Regions from separate parts of the Homo sapiens genome. Here all the other regions are linked to region 3. The links are chromatin loops, found by intact Hi-C in ENCODE. Cell type or tissue: PC-3. All regions are shown on one strand.

Region 1 (8,000 bases), 85 kb before region 3:
ATCAATCACACTGTTGCGGGAAGTCAGGGACCCCAAACGGAGGGACTGGCTGGAGCCCCAGCAGAGGAACATAAATTGTGATGACTTCATTTTAATATGGACATATATCAGTTCCCAAAATTAATACTTTTATAATTTTTTACGCCTGTCTTTACTTCACTCTCTGAACATAAATTGTGAAGATTTCATTTTAATATGGACATTTATCAGTTCCCAAAATTAATACTTTTATAATTTATTATGCCTATCTTTAATCTCTTAATCCTGTTATCTTTGTAAGCAGGACCACTATTGTGTTAAACTGTACAAATTGATTGTAAAACGTGTGTTTGAACAGTATGAAATCAGTGCACCTTGAAAAAGAACAGAATAACAATGATTTTCAGGGAACGAGGGAAGACAATCATAAGGTCTGACTGCCTGTGGGGTCGGGCAGAATAGAGCCATATTTTTCTTCTTGCAGAGAGCCTATAAACAGATGTGCAAGTAGGGAAGATATCGCTGAATTCTTTTCCTAGCAAGGAATATTAATAATTAAGACCCTGGGAAAGGAATGCATTCCTGGGGGGAGGTCTACAAATGGCCGCTCTGGGAGTGTCTGTCTTATGCAGTTGAGATAAGGACTGAAATACGCCCTGCTCTCCTGCAGTATCCTCAGGCTTATCAGGGTGGGGAAGAAACCCCAACCTGGTAAATTTGAGGTCAGACTAGTTCTCTGCTCTCGAACCCTGTTTTCTGTTGTTTAAGATGTTTATCTCAAAATTTGCAAAGAAAAAAGTAAAGTGCAGTAAGACAAGGTATGTTTGTACTTCAAACCCTCCCATAGCTCCAGTTGCTGAACAACAGAATCCAACTCCTTGACCTGGCATAAAAGGCCATCATCTTCTACCTTTTCAGCTTAACTTTGGTGCTACAGCCACACCCACTGACTTGACCTTCCTCTAATGTGTGTAATCCCCTGCTTAGATTTTCCCTGGAACTACTCCTTCCCTCACCACTATCGGAAGCCCTCAGAGTCTGGACTTCTTATTCTGTATTCCGAGAGCAACTTACATCATTATCAGAATGTATTACAATTGTCTATCCATTTAGAATCTCTTCCCCACTATATTGCAAGCTCCCAAGTGCTATTTATTTATTAACCTCTAATAGCACTCTGTCATCATATGTTTAACGGAAGAATGGCAGGTGTGAGAGACAGACTGGATAGTTTGGAACTGGAAAGGAATTTGTACTTTGTATTTTCTAATAAGCAAATGGTGTTATGTAAAATACTAGTCCCTGACACAGATTAGGCATGGAAGGTTTAACTGGAGTAGAACCATAGGAACCAAGTGGTTCAGGACTTAGATCCCATCATTGTTACTGAAGAAAAATTTGGGGAATGAGAGGAAGCCTACCCTCAGGCTTATTAGGGTGGGGAAGAAACCCCACCCTGGTAAATTTGAGGTCAGACTAGTTCTCTGCTCTTGAACCCTGTTTTCTGTTGTTTAAGATGTTTATCAAGACAATACGTGCATAGCTGAACATAGACCCTTATCAGGAGTTTTTGATTTCGCCCTTTGCCTTGTGATCTTTGCTTTGCCCTTTGCCTTGTGATCTTTATTGGCATGTGATCTTCGTTCTCCTTTTTGCTCTTTGATGCATGTGATCTTTGTGACCTACTCCTTGTTCATACACCCCCTCCCCTTTTAAAGTCCTTAATAAAAACATGCTGGTTTTGCGGCTCAGGTGGGCATCACAGTCCTCCCGATATGTGATATCATCCCTGGTGGCCCAACTGTAAAATTCCTCTCTTTGTACTCTTTCTCTTTATTACTCAGCTGGCTGACACTTAGGGAAAATAGAAAGAACCTATGGTGAAATATTGGGGGCAGGTTCCCCGATATCACACATCACCATAATAGATGTAAAAATAATGAAAAAGTTTGAAATTTTGCAAGAATTACTAAATGTGGCACAGAGACAGGAATTGAGCACAGACTGTTGGAAAAATGATGGTGATATGCTTGCTTGACACAGAAGTGCCATAAACCTTCAATTTGTTAAAAAAAAAAAAAAAAAAAAAAAAAAAAAAGGAGGTCATGAGAATCGCTTGAACCCAGGAGGTGGAGGTTGCAGTGAGCTGAGATCATGCCACTGCACTCCAGCCTGGGCAACAGAATGAGACTCTGTCTCAAAAAAAAAAAAAAAAAAAAAAAAAGGTAATTATCATCACAGAAGGCTTTGAACAGGAAATAGTGTAGTGCCCAATCCTGGGGAGAAATTGGTAAGGCAGGCCTGGTGGGACTAGGATTCTCAACAGGTGATCAGGAATGGGAATCAGGCACACGGAAACAAGGTGAATTTTATTTCATTATCGAGGCTAAGGGGAAGCCTGGAGTCAGGGATGCAACTGAACTGAGAGAAAAGTCAAAGTCAGAGCCCCAGCAATATTGAAGCTAAGTTATGAGCATCTTGCTAGGGCCCCTGGAAATCCCAACAAGGACAGGATTGCTCCAGCATCTAAGGCAGAGCAGAGTTGAGGCTAATAAGTTCTCTGAGCAGGAGGAGCAGACTTGTGGTCAGGCACTAGGGCAAGCCATGGCTATATCCATAGGATACTACATTTAGGAAATGTGAACATCCTGGTTTTTTTTTTTTTTTGACACAGAGTCTTTCTCCATCGCCCAGGCTGGAGTGCAGTGGCACTATCTTGGCTCACTGCAAGCTCCACCTCCTGGGTTCAGCCATTCTCCTGCCTCAGTAGCTGGGACTACAGACAAGCACCACCACGCCTGGCTAATTTTTATATTTTTAGTAGAGACGGGGTTTCACCATGTTAGCCAGGATGGTCTTGATCTCCTGACCTCATGAGCCGCCCACCTCGGCCTCTCAAAGTGCTGGAATTACAGGCATGAGCCACCGCGCCCGGCCGGAAATGTGAACATCCTTTTATGAGTGCAGGCCCAATTTTTTTACTTATGGTAAGATACTTACCTGTTGGCACTTTTTCTAATGACACCTTATGTATTCCAAGGAAACAGAGGTTTCCCTCCTTCACACTACAGCCAGTTAAGAGAACTAAAAACAGGTTTAAAAATGTTGGGCTTGTTTACATCTTAGTTAAAAAACTGAGAAATACAATTCTGGCAAAACAGTCATTATTGCTGGATTCCTTCAAGAAGTTGAAAATCAAAAGCTTTCAGAGCAGAATGTGAGCACTCTGCACCCAGTCACTTTGTGCTCCAGGTTTAGGCAGTGGTGACTCAGGTCAATGTAGGAGACCAAGGAAGGTCATCTGGAGGTCAGGGAGGCAAGCTTAGAAGGTCCCACTTTACATGTGGAGGCTCAGGTCAGATTTTTTTAAAAAAAAACAAAAGGAGTTTTGAGGCTAAGTTTTTAAATGACCCATTACACATTTCTTCTTTTACAGATGCATAATAAATTGAGGCACAGAGAAGTTACATAAAATTCCAAAATCATACCCCTAGTTGGTAGCAAAGATTTGATGACACAAAGGGAGATCAAGTCAAAAACTATTCAGACATTCTCTAGGAGCTTTTGGTCTATGAGTGGAAAATCAATGTTCCATGTTCCAATATCCACCTGCAGAAAATTCAGAGTGGTATATAAGTATTAAACAAAGCCATGACTGGATAGGTATATACATCCATACAGACTCACATCAATATTTTCAGCTTCATATATTGAAAAAAGTCTCAAAAACAATGTGATAATTTATAATATGTAATTTATAAAATTTAGAAGTTGCTTTAGCTAAGCAGACCAGTGAGGGTACAGTCCAGAAAACAAAAGCCATTCTGTATCTTTGAAACAAAAGTGTATTTGGTACAGAGAACTGGTTTCACAGATTATTAAAAAAAGAGGAAAAAAGCTGAGAATCCTAACAAATAGTGCAACTTCCCCCAGATGAGCAATTGTAAGAAGTCATGGCCACTCTTTGGGCTGGAGGGTAAGCAGGAGAGTTGGTGTCCCTACAGCTAGGCCAGGAAGGGAGTTTCCAGCAAGGGGCCAGGCCTGCAGAGGAAGAAGCCATCTAGTGGGGCCTGAAGTCTTGGAAAAGACTCAGTCTCAACTCTATCCTCAAGAACCACAAAAAAAGGTAAGAGAAAGTCAACTTAAATTAGGAAATGACTCTTCTCCGACTCCACCCTATCTCTCCCTTTCTGTGTTTTGATTGCAATCCGATTCATCTTCACCCCCCGAGGTACTTCTCCCAAGGAAGGAAGCCACCCATTGATGCTGATCTGAGTCAATTGCTCTTATCCTTTGGGGTTAGGAATAGCTGCATGAGGAGTGAGCCATCACATGACAAAGTAATCCAGAGGAGTGTGGTTCCTGAGCATAATGAAAACGCCAAGGTTAAAGATGATGACTAACTGCAGTTAAATCACCTTCCAAGTTCTACTTTGCTTAATTAATCCTTTCTTCACTCTCTGGCATATAATGAATTCTTAAAGGAACATTTTAAACTTACACAGTCACCTCCCCCATTCAAGCCAGCAAAAGTATGATCCAGAAAGATAGGAAACAGAAAAATCGATTCTATTTACCAGTGAGGTGTTTTTGGAAACCCACTATTCTTCATACCTATTCCTTAGGGGACAGGGGGATACCAGAAAGAGTCTCTGCCCTTCTGTTAACCATCTGGGGGGAATATGCAACAAGGGAGCATGAATTCCCACTTTCAAGGTCACCCTGACACGTGGAGGTTTTCCAACATTTTGGAAGCTGACTCATTCCAGCACATTGCTTTGTTGTGGCATCAGCTGTCAGTGGGCGGGATGACAGGGGCAACCAAGACTGAGTATACATAGCCTGAGTCCCTAAATTAAGAGGCTTCTATGTGCTATCTCATTTAATTTTTAGAATAATCATATGAAGACAGAACTTTTATCTCCTTATGAGGAAGAGATGGCTTAGGAAGCCCTAACATGTAGAATTTAAATTCTCCTTCCTTCCAGTTCGCACTCCCACATGGACACACAGGCCACCCCTAATCCATCCCTCTCCCCTCATTCATTCATTCATCCATTCTTTCACTTAATGAACAGTTATTGGCTGGGCATGATGGCTGACACCTCTAATCCCAGCCGAGGCTGGAGGACTGCTTGAGCACAGGAGTTTGAGACCAGCCTGGATAACATAGCAACACCTCATGTCTACTAAAAATATTTTTAAAATTAGGCAAGCATGATGACATGCGCTTGCAGTCCCAGGTGCTTGGAAAGCTGAGGTGGGAGGATTGCTTGAGCCCAGGAGTTAGAGGTTGCAGTGAGTTATGATCACACCACTGCACTCCAGCCTGGGCAACAGAGCAAGATCCTGTCTAAAAAAAAAACCCAAAAAACAAACAAACAAAAAAAAAGACTATTGATCACCTACTATGTGCCAGACACTAGAGATAAAGCAGAGAATAAAAAAAGAAAAAATTCCCACTCTCATGGAGTTTGTATTCTAGTCTAGGATGACAGCAAAAAAAAAAAAATCAAAATATATAGTTTATCCAATGATACTATGGGGTTATGAAAAAAACAACAATAATGTAAGGAAAGGTCATATATTTTCCTAGGATGAGAACACTGCCATTTTTTAAGAGGTCAAGGAAAGCTTTTTTGTAAAGATGAACTATTGAGGAAAGCTCTAAAGTAGGTGAGAGTGGGAGCCATACAAATATCTTAGGAAAGAGCATTCTAGCCAGAAGGAACAGCAAGTGCAGAGGCCCTCGGGTTGGAACATGCCTTGTAACGTGCTCCACGAATAGCAAAGGGCTTGTGGTAGCTGAAGTGGAGTGAGGGTAAGAAAGAAATAGTGGGAGATGCGCTCAGAAATGTGAGAGAGATGAGATTTCGTAGGGCCTTCTGGGCTTTTTTTAAGAACTCTGGCATTTACTCTGAGTAAGATGGGAAACCAGTAGAGCAGAAGACTGACATGCTCTGACTTGCTTTTTAAAAAGGATTGCTCTGTCTGTTGGATGGAGAAAGGAATGGAGGGGTACAAGTGCAAAAGCAAGGAAACCAATTGCAATAATCCAGAGGAGAGATGGAGTTGGAGGCGATAAAAGGTCAGATTCTGCATATATTCGAGACAAATTTTTAAGATCCTCCAGAGTACAAATGTATGGCCATTCATTCTCTTTCCCTGAGTCTTTAGGGTAAATCTGCGATGTTCATAAATCCAAGATCCAGGAACTTGGAGCAGTGAGGAGCTCAGTTACCAAAGCTTGGATTTGGTTAGTGTCTTTCATGGATTTTAAAGAAACTGAAGCAGGGAGTAAGTTTAATGAAAAGGAAAGGATATAAGTGGTTAATATTGGTCAGGATAAGGAACCGCAGCAGCAATATCAATATACTGAGTTCCTAATATGTTTTTTGTTGTTTTTATTTGTTTGTTTGTTTGAGATGCAGTTTCACTCTGTCACCCAGGCAGGAGTGCAATGGTGCGGTCTTGGCTCACTGCAACCTCTGCCTCCCGGGTTCAAGTGATTCTCCTGCCTCAGCCTCCCAAGTAGGATTACAAGTGGGATTACAGGTGCCCACCACTTAATGTGTTAAGTCCCTATATGTAAGAGGTTTCTGTATACTATCTCATTTAATCCTTAAAACAATCATCTAAAGACAGAACTTATTTTATGGGGAAGCAACAGCTCAGGAAGGCTTAGTAACTCGGTCTGAGTCACATGATTAATACAAGGCTAAGCTGAAACTTAAGTCTGGCTCACTTCTCTCTAAAGTCTGTGGCATTTCCTCTACACTACAATTATTCATTCACTCAATGAATGTTTATTAAATCCCTAGTGCAGCTGCATAAGACACAGACATGAGCTAGATAGGACACCTGCCCTCAATAAACTTCTAACTATAAATGTGGCACTGATGCTTAGAAAAGAAGCTGTTTCTGGAAAATATAGTTTTCTTCCTTTCATTCATTGAACAAATATTTATTGAGTGCCTACTAAGTACTGGCATAAAAGTCTTTCTCTCCCGAAGCTTACATTGTGGTAGGGGGATCCAGACAACAAACAAAAATGTAAAACCCCTCAGGCAGGGATGCATACTATAGAGAGAAATAAAGTCGGGCTGCAGAGCTCTCATTATTCTATATGGATTGGTCAGGGATGCTTCCTCTGCTAGGATCATGTGTAAGGAAGGACCTAAAAAAATTGATGGAGCATGGCATGCAAATATCTCAGTAGAGAGCCTTCCTGCCAGAAGGAAGAGCTACTGTAAAAGCCCTGGGTACTCCGGGAAGAGCAAGAAAGCACCATGGCAGGAGTGGCAGGAGCAAGGGAGACGGTGATAGGAGACAAGGTCAGAAAGGTGGTAGTGGATGGCCCAGCAAAGAGATCAACTAGAAGGCTATTGCCATAATTCAGGAGAAAAATTATGAGAACTTAGACCATATTAGAAGGAGTGGCCATAGTGAGGAGTAAAAAGATTTGGGTTATATTTTGAAAGTTGGGGATTTGCTGACAGATTTTATATGGAGTGTAAGAGAAAAAAATTTGACCTCAGCTACAGGAAGCACAGAGTTGTATATTTGGAGTTAGGGAAGGCTACAGGAAAAACTGATTTGGGAGGGAATGAAGACAAATTAAGTTTTAGTTGTTGGACGGGGGTTGATGCGTTAGTCTGGAGTGTGAGGGAGAGGAGCAGGCTGAAGATGTAAGTGTAAGTGTATACCTGGTATTTACACCTCTGAGTCCAGATAAAATCACCTAGGGAGAAAGCACAGCTGGAGAACGGGACATCTGAGCCTGGGGACTCTCCAACCTTGAGATGAAAAGGAGGCAGCAGAAAAATCCTAACACCATACCTACCTAAGTGAGAATCTTGGGAGTTTGAGTTTAGATATCTGTATTTTTAACAAGCTCCCCCAGCCATGGTAATGCACAGTTGAGCTTGGGAACAACTGAAAAACTGAGACCTGCACTCAATGGTTCACCTTCTTGTCATAATTTAGTAAAGTACTTTTAATTGTTTGTGTTACTAATTTTA
Region 2 (8,000 bases), 230 kb before region 3:
CTGTTTTCCAAAGAGCTTGGATTTGTTAGCATGAGAAATTCATTGCTCACAGTTGCTCCCCAGCTGTGGCACTAGTGAGTGTAGCCTCTTTGCCTTATTTATTTGGAGAAAACATGTCCTCTCTTGGAGGTTCTCTTATATAACTAGTCCTGGACACAGGCCGCTGTGCTTTTAATCCCAGGCCCATTAAGCTGCCTTGTTAGTGAAAGAACTCCTCCACATTTGAATTTCACAAGGTTGGGATGTCCACATGAGGGCAGAACTTGGCGATTCCCAAGGCACCAAGCTCTAAACCAGATGTCTAAGAAATAAGGGAAGTCTATTAACTTGGGCCTTAATTGGAGAGATAATCTAGGGACAGGTCTCAGTGGAGCTTTGGAGGCCAGGTGAAAAGCCTTCCCAGAAGGAAATGACCAGAGCAGAGCTGCTAGGAATTCCTCGCAGGGTCCACACTGCATTCAGAGCAGGAGCTATCAAAGAATGCTTTGTAGGTCTAAACCCTGGATCTTAAGGATAGCAGACAAGCATTCTTGTTGTTGCCAGATGAATGTGAATTCTTTAGAGCTTCCTATCTCTCCACCCATCCCAAAAAATGTACAATAAATTGCTATCTGTCTTATTCCATCTAGACTTGCAGAAACCAGATAGGGGCAGCTGCTTAGATGACCCTTGGCTTCTGAACTCTAGAAGAAAAGCATTGTGAAAGCTGGGACATGGGAAAGGAAAAGAACTTGGCTTTGCTTTAATTTAGACACTGAGGATTTTTTCTTTAAAATCTGGGGAAAAAACCGTAGAAATCAAAACTTTAATGAAAGAATTATAGAATTTATTCAGTGTCTTAATATGGAAAACACTGTGACCAGCATTCCCCACAAAAGAGGGGAAACTGCCTTTTTTCCCAATGTTTGGATTACATGACAGGAGGTGGGCAGAACAATGAATAAGAACCAGAGCTTTGAGTGAGAAAGTTCTGGATTCCACTATTACCTAGGTGGGTAATGTTGGGGAAGTTATTTAAATTCTGTAAACTCCAGTTTTCTAATCTGTAAAATAGGGATAATAATAGTTCTGACCTCAGATTGTTGTAAGGATTAAATGACACAGTGCACCTAAGAAGACACAGAACCTAGGATCTGGCACTCTTCAGTCATTGCTGGCAGTGTCTTTTACAATTAAGCCATCAACTGTGACTAGAAAGTCCTCGAATTTAAAGCCAATCTTGACAAGACTCTGTGTGACCTAGAACAATTTTTTTCCCATTCCTTTGGTTCATTGGGATGAATAATAGAGTGGATGAAATGTTCCTTGTTTCCAATCTGTATGAGATTAAAGTAATCATTTCGATGGGAAAAGGCTATGCCCCAGAAACAGGTGCCTTTATTCTATTCTTATTCTGCACTGTACAGACAACCTCCTGACCAAAGAAAAATTGCAAACTCCATGGCCTCAGCACTAACTGAGACATATGGGAGAAGGGGCACGTGAGTAGACACACTGGGTACAGGCCATCTGGTCCCCAAGCAGAGAAAGCCTGGTTGAACCAAACTCAGAAGTAGGCTTGAGCAGAGTTTCTCAACTGCCATGCTCCTCCCATTCTGCACACTGGTATGCCTCAGATGGAGTGAGCCACAGCAGGAAGAAGAGGGGGCTGCCCAGGTGCAAAGCCAATGAGGCATGGACTTCAGGCACAAAACTTAAGAGGGCACCAAAAAACTCAGTAATCAAATAATATTTCAATACCGTACTTCAAAGGAAAATTTAATGTATAAAACCCCAGGTTGAGCAAAATATAATTTTAAATAAAGACAAGATTGTAGGGTTCAGAAGCACTTCAGAAGACACGGGCTGGAACTAACTTGGGGCTGTTGTTGCAACAGAAAAGATCTAAGTCTGACTGAGCTAAATGGGGTGCTAGAAGTCCTCAATGGAAAAGCCCATATATGTCCAAGGTCTGTTTCTGAAGGCCTTGCCCCCAGAAAGCCTTGTTCCCATCATTGCTTTATAGTAGACACATGGAAAGCTCCCCACTCTGTCTGGGAGATAATCTGAGAAGTATGCTCTGTACTTCTCTGGGTTCATTCAAAGAGAATTTTTACTTCCAGGTTCAAAGAAAAAAAATTGCTTATCAAAGAGCTCAAGAGATTTCTTGAACCCAGATCTAGTGTTTACCATGCAATATTTTGATGAATGAGAGTTAAATGATTCCAAAATACACGGATTAAATTTCCCTAGAATATACACGGTTTTGGAAAATGAAAGGAAAATGGTACTTTGAGCAAAATACATTTTTGGCTCTGCTGAACCCCAAATATTAAAAAAAAGAATATAAAGTTTGCCAAACCCCAAGTGCTTCTGGGCTCACATATTCTGGCTCTCTCCTTGAGAACACCTTTCTACCATCATTTTCCCCAGGCAGCTCTACTCACAACAGGAAGTCTGTAACTCAATTTCCCTTTCGTAAATAAAGGCATCTTTAAATGGTATAGACCTGACATCCACATCGGAAGGCAAGAAAAATATGGCAAATACAGTTCTTTGGGGTCTTGTCATCCACACAGGATCATCATACAATTAGGCAGTAGGATGGCAGGTGCTAACCTTGGGGGGACTCTGATTAAACAAACAGCACCGATTTTCATGTAATGTTACACTCCAGCACAAGGCCTTGGGAAAAGAGCAATGGCATCACCAGGATCCTGAGTTCTTACCGAAATCTAAGTATACAGATGAACTGTGAGCGCTGGTCTATCCAAATTTAAATATACGCACAAAATGCTCTTTTGCATAGGGGTATAGTCCATCTCTGGAGTTGCAATGCTGTGGCCGGGGGACCAAAGCAAATGAACTAAGTTTTGATGAAAACCATAAAGTTACATTTGGGAAAAATGTCTCGTTACACATATGTGACCATGTTTTCCTAATTCTCCTAGAGCAGGATTTGGAACAGGTATACAACAGACAGAAATTTTGTTTCCGAGTCAGAGAACGCAAGGCAGCCAACAAGAGCTAAAGACTCGCAGTGTTCTCAGGTTTACAAATGGGTTAGCAGGGCACAGTTGAGGTGTTTCCGTTTGTGGGTTTGTTTGCTTCACTCATTGGCGTGAGAAGCCAGGCACATTTCTTCAACTTTGGAAGCCACGAAGGAGTCCTATTCATTGGGGCTTGTGAATCAACAAAGAGGAATGGCATTTAATATTTATATATGTCTCATGTAGCCATTAAAAATCTTTTATGAGTGTGAAGCCATTATTAAAGCAAGATGGGTTCTGGGTCATGGACCCTTTCATGGCATTCCCATAGTGCTAATGAGACAAATAATATCTCCTCACAGTACAATGGCTGCCTCTAGCACTGAATTCAGTGTGCCTAGTGCAGTTAAAAATTCTAAAGGAAAAAAATTTACCATTAGAATTACCCTACCCTAAGAACTTTTTCCTTTTCATTGCCTGAACAAACAATGCAGTTTCTAGCTCAATTAAAACTAGGTTGGTGCGTGTGTGTGTGTGTGTGTTAGAGGGGCTGAGTAGAGACTATAGACTAAAGATGGCCAAATACATGGATATTAATAACACACATGAATGTCTGTTATCCACTGGACCACATGAAGTGTATCCCCAGGAGATATTTACCTTCATATATTTACAGATGACATTATGTTGCACCCTGATCTAAGTCATCCACTACTTCTAGAACAGCTGAAGAGAAGACAGAAGAAGGAAAGAAAAATGATGACAAAAGCATGGAAAGCTAACAAAAGAGGATAAACATACTGCATAGGAGAAATATGTGAATGAACACTGATGCTTTAAATTTTATATAGCAACTTGTTTGGGAAGATCTGCCTTACTTATGAGTGATATCTTACACTTGCCAAAATAAAAGTTTTATGATAGCCCCTTGCCAAACCATATTCTACCAAGAGAAGCAACCACACAAATGAAGAGTAAGATATACATGTAAATGCTCTCAAACACACTTCTTCCCCTTTACCATAAAGAAGATAGAGTTCTACATTCAGCTGCCATCAGAACATGGCATTCCCTACCAAGAGTAATTTAATGGCAACCAGCACGCTATGCGAATGAAACACAAATGTCTAGTGGTTTCCAGATCATATATTCAGCACAAAACTTCATTATAGCTTATTTTTATATCACACATAACAACTTTTTAGTTCCGTATTCATTAAAATGAATTAATAATAAAGGACTATATAATAAGGACTTCTGAGTTCTGATATTAGTGGCATCTGATTTTTTTATGGACATTGGTAACAAGGAAGAAAACAATTTCCAGTGGTTTTTCAACTACAGACATTCAGTTTTTCAACTACAGACATGTAGTCAAGGCATTCACAAGACATTTTTATGATTGGGAAATGGTAGTGGGAGGGTAACAATTACATTGGATATCCTCCAGTTAACTTATCTTGGTTTCTGTAATACTATTATCCATAGTGTCACAATATTCAACATAAGTTCATCAGGCTTCACTGATGTTGTCAAGGCTCATTTGGCCATAAGGGGCAGAGGCAGTTCATTCAAGGTGCCCCAAGATAAGAGACATGGGTAAACCGAAATTGGAAGCGAAAGCAGTCAGGAACTGAGGTGGCTTTTGTGTGAGTCTGTGTATAAACTTGTATGCGTGTGTGTGTGTCTGTCTGTCTTTCTTCCTTTTTCTCACGAACTGCATGGAGCACTACTCACACCTTCTCAGTGCATCACTGCTTTGTTCTCCCTATTCTCTTGATCTTCATCCTCATAATTTCAGCCTGTCATTGCTGTCCTAGTTCCAAGTCTACTTTGTGGCCTTTCAAATCAGTTTCCAAAGCTAACCTGCCCAGTCTCTGAATTTCCCCAATTCTAAATTTCAACAGGAGAGCTAAGAGACAGAGAGAGAGAGTGTGTGTGTCTCATCTTTCCCACCCAGACGCCACTGCTGGTGGCCATCAGCAAGCCTAGGCTATCCTCGAATCACACGTGTCCCATCAATCCACCCAGGTCTCACCAGGCCATGGAGTGACTGATTTTGTAGGGGCCGTGAGGGGAGAGAACCAAGCCAGCTCACAACACGGCATGAAAATGGCTAAACATGATACCAGTAAGCCCCTCCCATCAGTGAGGACACAGGAGCAGACACAGAACATGTGGCAGCAGCTGTGCTTCCAACAATGGGAGACTCCATTTTCACTTCAATCTGGAAACAATTCAGAGGGAAAAGTCTTCTCTTCTCTATATATTTTTTATTACAAGAAAAAAATCTCACACTATGAGAGTGCACAGAAAAAAAAGAGAGAAGTCGCTCCCTGCTAATAAGTAGCTACAGGAAGCATTTTTCAGACTGAATAGATAAAGCAAGGTATTGTTGGAAATAAAATTGGTTAAAACTAAACAGCAACAATGACAACAAAACCACACCTCAAATAAACTTGGAGCAAATGCTCTCAGGGCCCTGATATGTGGAAATGACAATGCCAGAATAGTTCATGAAAGAATAAGTTCACTCAGAAGAGAAGCAATAGCCGCTAAAGGACCTAAAAGAAGAAATTTAATTTCAAGAAGATGCTGCTGTTAGTATCTGTCACCATTTTCAGTATCAGTTTTAATGTATTTTATTAGCTACTCTGGGGTTTTCAACAACCCTTAGTGAGAAGGGATTTAGAAAAGAAAGTTTAAACCCAGCTGTGTTCTTGCTGATCATTTGTTACCCATGATTATGCATACATTAACTAGATGTATAATAAACTATGCACAATTTTCAACCCATAGCAGAACTTACATGCACATCTCTCTTGTTCATTTAATCTGAAAATAGATACTTTTGTGACTGCTTATCTGAAGAGCTTTGAGCAAATAGGGAAACTGCACAGCAAGTCCGTTCATAGTTTTCTTTCAAAATGTTGTTTTAAGCAATTCCTAGTCCCTATTATCTTCTCACCCATCTCCCCACACATCTCAAACAAAGGAACAAAAATGACCAGAAATCTTGTTGTTCCCAATTCTGCTCCCAAACCACCATAGAACAAGAAGAAAGTGGGTTACCCAACTGACTCTAACAGAATATATGTCAATCCATTGTGGCTGTTTTTTTCATGACTTTAAAGATTGTGTTCAGTATAAATTCATTCAATAACGTCTGAAATCTTCCTTGATAGCATTGGAACTACAATTCTAAAGCTTTACAATGGTGGTGAGATAGCATGCCTGGATTATTTCCCCAGGGCCTAGTACAGTGTTTGACACAAGGTTATGATGCAATCAATATTTTTTGAATGACTCAATTAATTATTGATAGTAGGCAGGAATGGAGAAAAGGACAAAGGGAGGTAAGGGTCACTAATCACATTTATGCAGGATTTTCTTCCAATCCTGTTAAGTATTATACTAGCAGAAGCCAATCTGGGATGCTTTACTAAACACAGCTATTATATCATGCTAAATGACAGACAGATAACTTATAAGTTATTTCAATCTAAAAGCAAGACACAAAAATGGCAGTACTTCTTGTCCTCATTGTAGGCAGTGAGTAGTTCTGAGGCTCTAGAATCATTCTCAAACATGTCAGCCTTTACCAGTTGAAGTTTTGGAAATTACTCAGGTAACACTAAAAAGTGACTTGATACAGAATCAGAGATTTTAGAACTGAAAAATGATGGTGTTAATTAGGATTGATGACCCTGACCATCTGATTACTGTTTGTAATTTCATCATTTGAGTTGTAATTCACTGCCTATTAGCTCATATCAATGTCTGGTTATAAAAGTGTTCATAATGTTTACAATGAGAGGCCTTGGTGATTACAGTCCCATAAATGTGTGAATAATTGAGAGGTTATGCTGCAGCACACGCCTCATCAAGCTTCCTTTTCAAGTCTCAAGTACATATTTAAAGCTCAACACTAGAATTCAATTATACTTGAATTGCCAGCAAGAAAAAAAAGAGCTAAATTAACAAAGCTGTCAAAAACACTCTCTGCTTTAAACTTACTGGGACAACTGGACAATGGAAATAGTTCACCCATTTAAGGGTTGATTTCATCTGGTAAAGATTTATTGAGTTTCTTTCTTGGTCCCCAAGAAGATAGATGGAAAGTCAATCCTGATAAAATAGTTTGCAAAATTGACTGGATTGCTAGATGTATATAGCAGATTTGGTAAAATCAGTATAGAGAGAAGTGAACAGTTTATGTATGACCCAACAAGATCATGTTACAGTGGTCTCAATAAATTAGAATGGACCCAGCAATAAAATAATTTGGTACAGTGCGCACTATTCAAAGAGTACAATTAAGTACCTACCATCTCTGCTTTGACTCCACAAGGTAAGGGTCTGTAGTTTGGAAATGAAACTAACCCAACGCGTGTGAAAGAGTTCTATTCTTCTCCACTAATAAAAATACATTTCACGTAATACTCTTTTAAAGGATAATTCAAGTTTCTGGGATAACTCCAAACTGTTCTTAAATGAAAATGTCTTATAAAAAAAGTGTGATGAGATTTCAAAAATAATTACCACCAAAATTCAGACTTGATTAAAACTCTAAGTTGTATTTATTTTTAATATGACATATTTTGTAAGCTGTACAATGGGCCAAGCGAAGATAATCTTGGACTACTCCTTTTATGCTAGGTTTTTTTTAACTTAACCCTTTTTTTCTTTTGAGACAGAGTCTCACTCTGTCGCCCAGGCTGGAGTACAGTGGTATGGTCTTGGCTCACTCCAACCTCCACCTACTGGATTCAAGGGATCCTCCTGCCTCAGCCCCCGGAGTAGCCAGGACTACAGGAGCATGCCACCACACACAGCTAATTTTTGTATTTTTGTAGAGATGGGGTTTCTCCATGTTGGCAAGGCTGGTCTCAAACTCCTGGGGTCAAGTGACCTGCCTGCCTCAGCCTCCCAAAGTGCTGGGATTACAGGTGTGAGCCACTGCACCTGGCCAATTTAAATCATATTTGAAACACCATCCACAGACACACTTGATAAATACCTTATTCTGAA
Region 3 (8,000 bases):
TTGTTTGTGTCATCTATGATTTCTTTCAGCAGTGTTTTGTAGGTTTCCTTGTAGACATCTTTTGCCTCTTTGGTTAGGTATATTCCTAAGTACTTTATTTTTCTTCACAGCTGTTGTAAAAGGGGTTGAGTTCTTGATTTGATTCTCAGCTTGATCGTTGTTGGTGTATAGCGGTGCTACTGATTTGTGTACATTGATTTTGTATGCTGAAACTTTATTGAATTCATATATCAGACCTAGGAGCTTTTTGAGTGAGTCTTTGGGGTTTTCTAGGTATATAATTATGTCATCAAAGAACAGTGACAGTTTCACTTCCTCTTTACCTATTTGGATGTCCTTTATGTGTTTCTCTTGTCTAATTGCTCTGGCTAGGACTTCCAGTACAATGTTGAATAGCAGTGGTGAAACTGGGCATCCTTGTCTTATTCCAGTTCTCAAGAAGAATGCTTCCAACTTTTCCCCATTCAGTATAATGTTGGCCGTGTGTTTGTCCTAGATGGCTTTTATTACCTTAAGGTATGTTTCTTATATGCCGATTTTGCTGATTTTAATCACAAAGCGATGCTGGATTTTGCCAAATGCTTTTTCTGCATCTGTTGAGATGATCATATAATTTTTGTTTTTAATTCTGTTTATGTGATGTATCACATTTATTGATTTGCACATGTTAAACCATCCCTGGTATGAAACCCACTTGATCACGGTGTATTATCTTTTTGATATGCTGTTGAATTTGGTTAGCTAGTATCTTGTGGAGGATTTTTGCATCTGTTTTTATCAGGGATATTGGTCTGTAGTTTTCCTTTTTTTGTTATGTCCTTTCCTGGTTTTGGTATTAGGGTGATGTATTGGTCTGTTTCCATGCTGCTGATAAAGACATACCTGAGACTGGGCAATTTACAAAATAAACAGGTTTAATGGACTACAGTTCCACATGGCTGGGTAGGCCTCACAATCATGGTGGAAGGCAAGGAGGAGCAAGTCATGTCTTAAATGGATGGCAGCAGGGAAAGAGAACTTGTGCAGGGAAACCTCTTTCCCATGTGAAAGACCTACCCCATGATTCAATTACTTCCCACCAGGTCCTCCCACAACACATGGGAATTCAAGATGAGATTTGGGTGGCAACACAGCCAAACCATATCATTTCACCCCTGGCCCCTCCCAAATCTCATGTCCTCACATTTCAAGACCAATGATGGCTTCCCAACAGTCCCCTAAAGTCTTAACTCATTTCAGCATTAACTCAAAAGTCCACAGTCAAAAGTCTCATCTGAGAAAAGGCAAGTCCCTTCCACCTATAAGCTTGTAAAATTAAAAGCATGTTAATTACTTCCTAGATACAACAGGGGTACAGGCATTGGGCAAATACAGCCATTCCAAGTGGGAAAGATTGACCAAAACAATGTTAACAGATGTTGGCACGGATGTGGTGAAAAGGCAACACTTTTATACTTCTGGTGGGTATGTAAACTGGTACAAACACTATCGAAAATAGTATGGGGATTCCTTAAAGAACTAAAAGTAGAACTACAATTTGATCCAGCAGTCCCACTACTGGGTATCTACCCAGAGGAAAATAAGTTATTATATGAAAAAACACACTTGCACACACGTTTATAGCAGCACAATTCTCAATTGCAAAAACATGAAAGCAACCAACAAGTGGATAAAGAAAATGTGAGATACATACATACACACACACACACACACACACACACACACACACCATGGAATACTACTGAGCCATAAAAAGGAATGAAATAATGGCATTTGTAGCAACCTGGATGGAGTTGGAGACCATTATTCTAAATGAAGTAACTCGGAAATGGAAAACCAAAAGTCACATGTTTTCATTTATAAGTGGAAGCTAAGCTATGAGGACCCAAACACCTAAGAATAAAATAATGGATTCTGGGGACTCAGGGTGAAGCGTGGGAGGGGGGTAAGGGATAAAAGACTACAAATAGGGTGCAGTGTACACTGCTCAGGTGTACCAAAATCTCAGAATCACCACTGAAGAACTTTTCCATGCAACCAAACACCACCTGTTCCCCAAAAAAAACTATTGAAATTAATTAAATAAATAAATAAATAAATACCTATAGAAGCCCTAAAAACTAAAAGGTTACAAGACTACTACTTCCCATATATACAATGTTAACACATAAAATCGGTATAAAGAAATTAATAAAGGTAATTTTTCTCAGAATGACCATTTTGATAAGTTTTTTCATATATCAAATTATTTCCAAAATATTTTTGGTACCACTGCTTGAGTACAGGCTTAATCTGCCTACTTGATAACCCAATATTATATATACAGGTAGGCAGATGAATGAAAAGAATGAAAAAAGAGGTAGATGAGAGATAGACATATAGATGAATAGGGGCTATATTTTAACTGCTCACATAATATTTCAAAGTCTATTTAAATGAAGATACGAGATTAATTAGAATGTTATCTATATTCCTCAAAAATGACTCTTCTTCTTGCAAAGGTAGATTATGGTATTCTAAAACTTAAAAGGACTACAGAAATCATCATGCCAACCACTTTCCAGATGAGGAAACTTAGGCTAAAAAGATAAAAGCCAGGATCACACAGTTGGTGAGTGCCAGAATGAAACCAGATCCTAAATGTCCTGCTATCTAGCAAAGCAGTTCTCTACAATACAATCCCACCTTCCTTGATAATACTAAGTTGCTTAGCAAACAAGATCTTCATAAATGTTGCAAGGATAAATTTCCTTTCAGTCTGCCCGAAGCAAATAACCACAATTTGCTTAGTATTAGTAAAACTCAGATCATCTAGGCATTGTCACCCCTTCAAGTTGCCCTCAGAGTGGGACAGTCAACTTGGAACAAAGTTTGACTTAACACAAGTTTCCCAGGTCTGAGAAATATGGCAAGAGGTGGGATTTATTGTTGTTGTTGCTTATCAAAACAGTGAGAAATGGCATGTTAATCAGCGAAGGACAAATTGTGGCTGTCATTTCCTTTTTCTCTAAAAGGTAAATATGTATAGACTGCAAATCATGTCCAGGAGAACTTATTTCTCACATCCCCATCCATCAGTTTGCTCTCAACTGCTCTCAACAAAGTGAGGAACCAGCTTTAAAATAGCTCTGAAATGGAAGGCTACTCTAGGTATGAAATATCCCATGGACCAAACCCAATAATCTCACTTCTCTTGAGTGCTCTCTTATTCTGACATCCAGCATGGTCACAAATAGCTTTTAAAACTGGACCAGGTACAGAAACCAGTCAAAGAAAATAAGAGGATAAAATTTGGAGAAGCCCGTCATGGATTTTAGCTTCCAAGCATATCACCAAAACTGTAATGTTCAACAACTTAAGCAGACATTCTCAGTGACTTCAGTTGACTTCAATGAATTCTGTTTCAGTCCATTTACCACAAAACAGTATGCCAAGGAAGGGACCCCACAGAGAGGAACTTCTCCTATCTAGTCATACCCTACCAACTCAGGTCTGAGGTCCTGATACTAAAAAGCTAAGTAACAAAGAAAATAATTTTTGTGCCTCTGAAGCCATTTTTCGAGGTGAGATGTTTCGCTCCTAGCCAAGCAAAGCTGCAGAATCTGTAGAATGTTGTCTTGCTCCCTCCTTGTCACCAGCCTGCCCTTTAACCCACCACTGAATGCCCTTTTTCTGCTCCAAGACAGCTATTGAATCACCACATTATACTCCCTGACCCTGCGGGGCCATGGTACAATATCAGAATGTCAAACTGGGTCTGAAAAGGGCTTTGTGTGGGATGAGACAAGACTCTAAGGATAGTAGAGCTGCTGAATCACTCAGGATCTGACCACAAATAGTGCTACGCTAAGCTTGCTGGGTAAAACTGCTGCCAGAAGCCCCTGTTAAATTTCTGGGCTAATTATGGAGGGTGGGAGGGTGACCTTGGAGGCAAGTTGTACTTAACACAGAGACCAGGAAGCCTAAGGGAAGAAACCCAAGTTGTACATCCTCATAAATACAATTTAAAATTCTCTAATTTAATAAAAGCATGCGATCCTACGACAAGGTAGTTTTCCTTAGGAGCAGGTGCACTGCAATTTTTTTTTTAATTTTCATATTAAATCTTCAGAGAGTTACACGGTAGATGGCAGCCTGGAAATACGCTGATGTATCCTGGCAGAATTTCAGACATAATGATTTTTTTTTCCTCTGTAAATCTTCCATCAGTGGGAAGGAAAGCCCTGCCAAAACTGAGAAACCCAAGCTGGAGGCAGCGAGGCTCCCACTCAGAGCACGGCGACATGCCAAGGCTTTCAAGGCCAAATCGGAAACAACCACGTTGAGTTCATTAAAACGACTGAATGATCAAAGTCATGCAAGCCTTCACAAAGGCAAAAATTAATCTGTTTAATACTTGGCTAAATTCTCAAGTGCTAAAGTAAATTTGAAACGAAATTCATCAAACTCCCCCTCTTCCTGTGGAAAAATCCTTTGAGTTCCTCAGAGTGCCCAGCAGATGGCAGAAGCGGTCTTTGTTTCAATCCATGGGCCTCAGCTACCGCGCCATGCCCAAAATTAACGGGAATAGGTACACCTGGGTATAGTTGTATATCTGAATGTGAAAATACACTTTCAGGATATCAGGAATTATATTCCAGTATGGCTAGGGTTATTCTCAGTTATCAATCTCGAGGGAGGAAACGTCCCCAGGAAGTGGTACCAAAAGATGACTCTTGCACATCAATGAAAAGGCCTGTGGAAGGACGACAGTCCAACTACTGGAACCCTGTTTTTATATCTCTCAGGAGCCTCCCACCATGCCCACCCCTCATCTCCCTCCCATTTCCTACTCCTTAAAGACTTGCATACACATTCCTGAGTCTTCAGCAACCTGTGTCCTCGCCACCCAGGTGAAGAAGCTGGGTATGTGCAGGATATTCCCTACTGCAACAATGCCTCCTCAGCCTGCCTCCTCTGCCCAGGTCAGCCTCCACAACCAGAGGTTCTGGGAATTAGGTTCCACTGTCCTGAGCATTATGAATATTGATTCCTGTTGGACAAACTGCAGCTAGTCTAGGATCTCAGATTCCTCCATTTCCCGGGAGGGCAACATATAAAATATTAATACATTTCATCATGAGAAACAAAACTCATTAAAACTACATACATATTCATGAAAATTCTTTCACTGTTTATTTCATGAAATGAAAACATTTTTTCCAACCAGATCAAGGGAGGGAAGAAAATGTTTTCTATAGGTCCAATTTTATACACTCTGGTATGAAATGAATCAATAGTAGCTAGGAGGAGAAAAATCAAAGATTTCCTTTTCAACAGCAATAAATCCAGTCAAATCCTATTTGGTATGGCACTTGCCATAGCTTGTAAAATCTGAAGTTGCTAAATTATGTATTTCAATAGTAATTCCTTACAAATTAATAGGAAGTGCTAAATTAGGACAAGTGGCCTCCAATTGGATCCAGATGCTCAATCCTAGACTAGGTAGAAAGTGTGAAAAATTAGGAACTGTACTGATTCTTTCTCTGAGTTTGTTGAAGGAGCCAAGTTCTTCCAGCATGGAATGTAAACACTTGGGAAGGTAGCCTAAGAGAAGCATGTGTTACGTGGCAGCCTGAGTCCCAGCTGTGTTTACACTGAGATTCCAAAATATCTGAGCCTGGAAGGACAGCTGTGGTGTAAGGAGGAACAGAGGAGCCTCCTGGGACAGAATGACCCCAAAGGGAAAGAGAGAAGCTGGTTCAAAACCAATGGGCCAGGGTTCAAGGGGTGGTGTGGTCATTAACAAAGCAGGGTGACCATCGCTCAGCTTATCCAGGAGACTCACATCCAAGTCCCAAGGGTGATGATGGAGAAAATGCTGAAACCTGTTGACATTATTGGCCCCCCTCATGCTGCTGGCTGTGTTGATGGTGGTGGAAACAATAAAAACAGCACTGGCCTTGGGCAGCCGTAGGGCTGACATCACCATCCTCAATCTTGGAGACTGGCAGCATCCACAGAGAGAGGGTGCCTTTGGGAGGCATCTGTGACACTGCTGCTGCATCTGCCATTCATGAAGAAGAGGCCCCAGCTGCAAATGAAGCCAGCATTTAATGACCCAGTATCAGAAGAAGAAAAATCACAGACCTCCTGCTGTGACAAAAACAACTAGTTCTCAGAGAACTGGCTGCGGTAGTGGAATAAAGACCCCCCAAAGATGCCCACGTCCTAAACCCCAGAAGCTGTGAGTGCATTACCTTACAGGGCAAAAGGGACATTGTAGATGTGATTAAGGACGTTGAGATGGGGACATTATCCTGGATTATGTGGTGGGCCCAAGACAATCAATCACAGGGTCCTTAGAAAAGGGAGGAAGGAGAGTCAGAATCAGAGAAGAAGATACAACAACAGAAGCAGTGGTCAGAGAGAGATACAAAGATGCTGCACTGCTGGCTTTAAAGATAAAGAAAGAGGCCTCAAGCTAAGAAATGTAGGAAGTCTTCAGAAGCTGGAAAAGGCAACGAAATGGGTTTTCCCGTGGAGCTTCCCAAGGCAGCATGGCTCTGCCGACCCATTTTAGACTTACAGCCCCCAGAACTATATAAGATAAGTGTGTGTGGTTTTAAGCCACTAAGACTGTGGTAATGTGTTACAGCAGAAATTGGAAAATAATACACTGGTGATATACTCTTTTGAGGGCTTTCAGAACCATTTGTGAGGATAAGGAGGCTCAAATTCCCACAGTACAAGGGGAAACAGAGCCAGAATGTGTGGGGGCGTTCTCCTCCACAGTTTGTGCGTGTGGGGGAGGCAGGTTAGTGTAGGGTAGACTAGGTCCATGGGTCTGCTTTATGGACCAAGCTCTCACGTTGAACCTTCATTCAAATCAGCAGCATCTGTTTTCTACAACACACATCACTTTGCTCTCCTTCCATATCTTCAAGAACTTCTAAGAGGCAAGTTGTGCCATAAGTACTTCAAAGGATACTACGTGTCCCATGTCTTTTTTTTTTTCTGTGAGACGGAGTCTTGCTCTGTTGCTCAGGCTGGAGTGCAATGACCCAATCTCCACACACTACAACCTCCATCTCCCAAGTTCAAGCAATTCTCCTGCCTCAGCCTCCCGAGTAGCATGCACCATCATATCCAGCTAATTTTTATATTTTCAGTAGAGACAGGGTTTTGCCATGTTGGCCAGGCTGGTCTTGAACTCCTGATCTCAGGTGATCTGCCCATCTCAGCCTCCCAAAGTGCTGGGATTATAGGCATGAGCTGCTGCTCCTTATCCCAAGTCATTTAATATCCTAAGGCCAAAGCTCATCCTTAACTTTTGGAGACTAATTACTCAAAATTTCTCAATCATTTTCTCTAGATTTTAGTTCAGTCCTTAAAATCATTCTGCTGATGGAAAAACTGGAAACTCTAAAAAGCAGAACACCTCTCCTCCTCCAAAGGAACGCAGTTCCTCACCAGCAACGGAACAAAGCTGGATGGAAAATGACTTTGACGAGTTGAGAGAAGAAGGCTTCAGACGATCAAACTACTCCGAGCTACAGGAGGAAATTAAAACCAAAGGCAAAGAAGTTAAAAACTTTGAAAAAAATTTAGACGAATGTATAACTAGAATAACCAATACAGAGAAGTGCTTAAAGGAGGTGATGCAGCTGAAAGCCAAGGCTCGAGAACTACGTGAAGAATGCAGAAGCCTCAGGAGCCGATGGAATCAACTGGAAGAAAGGGTATCAGTGATGGAAGATGAAATGAATGAAATGAAGCGAGAAGGGAAGTTTAGAGAAAAAAGAATAAAAAGAAACGAACAAAGCCTCCAAGAAATACGGGACTATGTGAAAAGACCAAATCTACGTCTGATTGGTGTACCTGAAAGTGACGGTGAGAATGCAACCAGGTTGGAAAACACTCTGCAGGATATCATCCAGGAGAACTTCCCCAATCTAGCAAGGCAGGCCAACATTCAGATTCAGGAAATACAGAGAATGCCACAAAGATACTCCTCAAGA

The links. Peaks named below come from ENCODE experiments on the same cell type or tissue, not always from the same donor. Only the 100,000 strongest peaks of a DNase experiment are listed, where the experiment ranks them.
Region 1: it touches region 3 in a loop (5-fold over the local background); 2 of 110 quality-filtered maps call a loop at or near these places.
Region 2: it touches region 3 in a loop (6-fold over the local background); 7 of 110 quality-filtered maps call a loop at or near these places.

The regions. Positions count from the first base shown.
Region 1 is chr14:53,388,113-53,396,112 of GRCh38, reverse strand. The region is part of intron 2 of LOC105370504 (a long non-coding RNA gene); the gene reads right to left. Among named protein-coding and RNA genes, the nearest start is that of DDHD1-DT, 240 kb to the right of the region's middle. RefSeq lists an enhancer at 3,413-4,612. In PC-3, no CTCF peak of the experiment used is centred here; DNase peaks (open chromatin) are centred at 4,242 and 4,752; H3K27ac peaks cover 1,202 bases.
Region 2 is chr14:53,530,167-53,538,166 of GRCh38, reverse strand. The region is part of intron 2 of LOC105370504 (a long non-coding RNA gene); the gene reads right to left. Among named protein-coding and RNA genes, the nearest start is that of LINC02331, 320 kb to the left of the region's middle. In PC-3, a CTCF peak has its summit at 234 (motif pointing right); a DNase peak (open chromatin) is centred at 3,106; H3K27ac peaks cover 3,078 bases.
Region 3 is chr14:53,302,881-53,310,880 of GRCh38, reverse strand. No RefSeq gene overlaps it. Among named protein-coding and RNA genes, the nearest start is that of DDHD1-DT, 150 kb to the right of the region's middle. RefSeq lists an enhancer at 4,336-4,630. In PC-3, CTCF peaks have their summits at 4,281 and 4,488 (motif pointing right); a DNase peak (open chromatin) is centred at 4,490; H3K4me3 peaks cover 1,086 bases.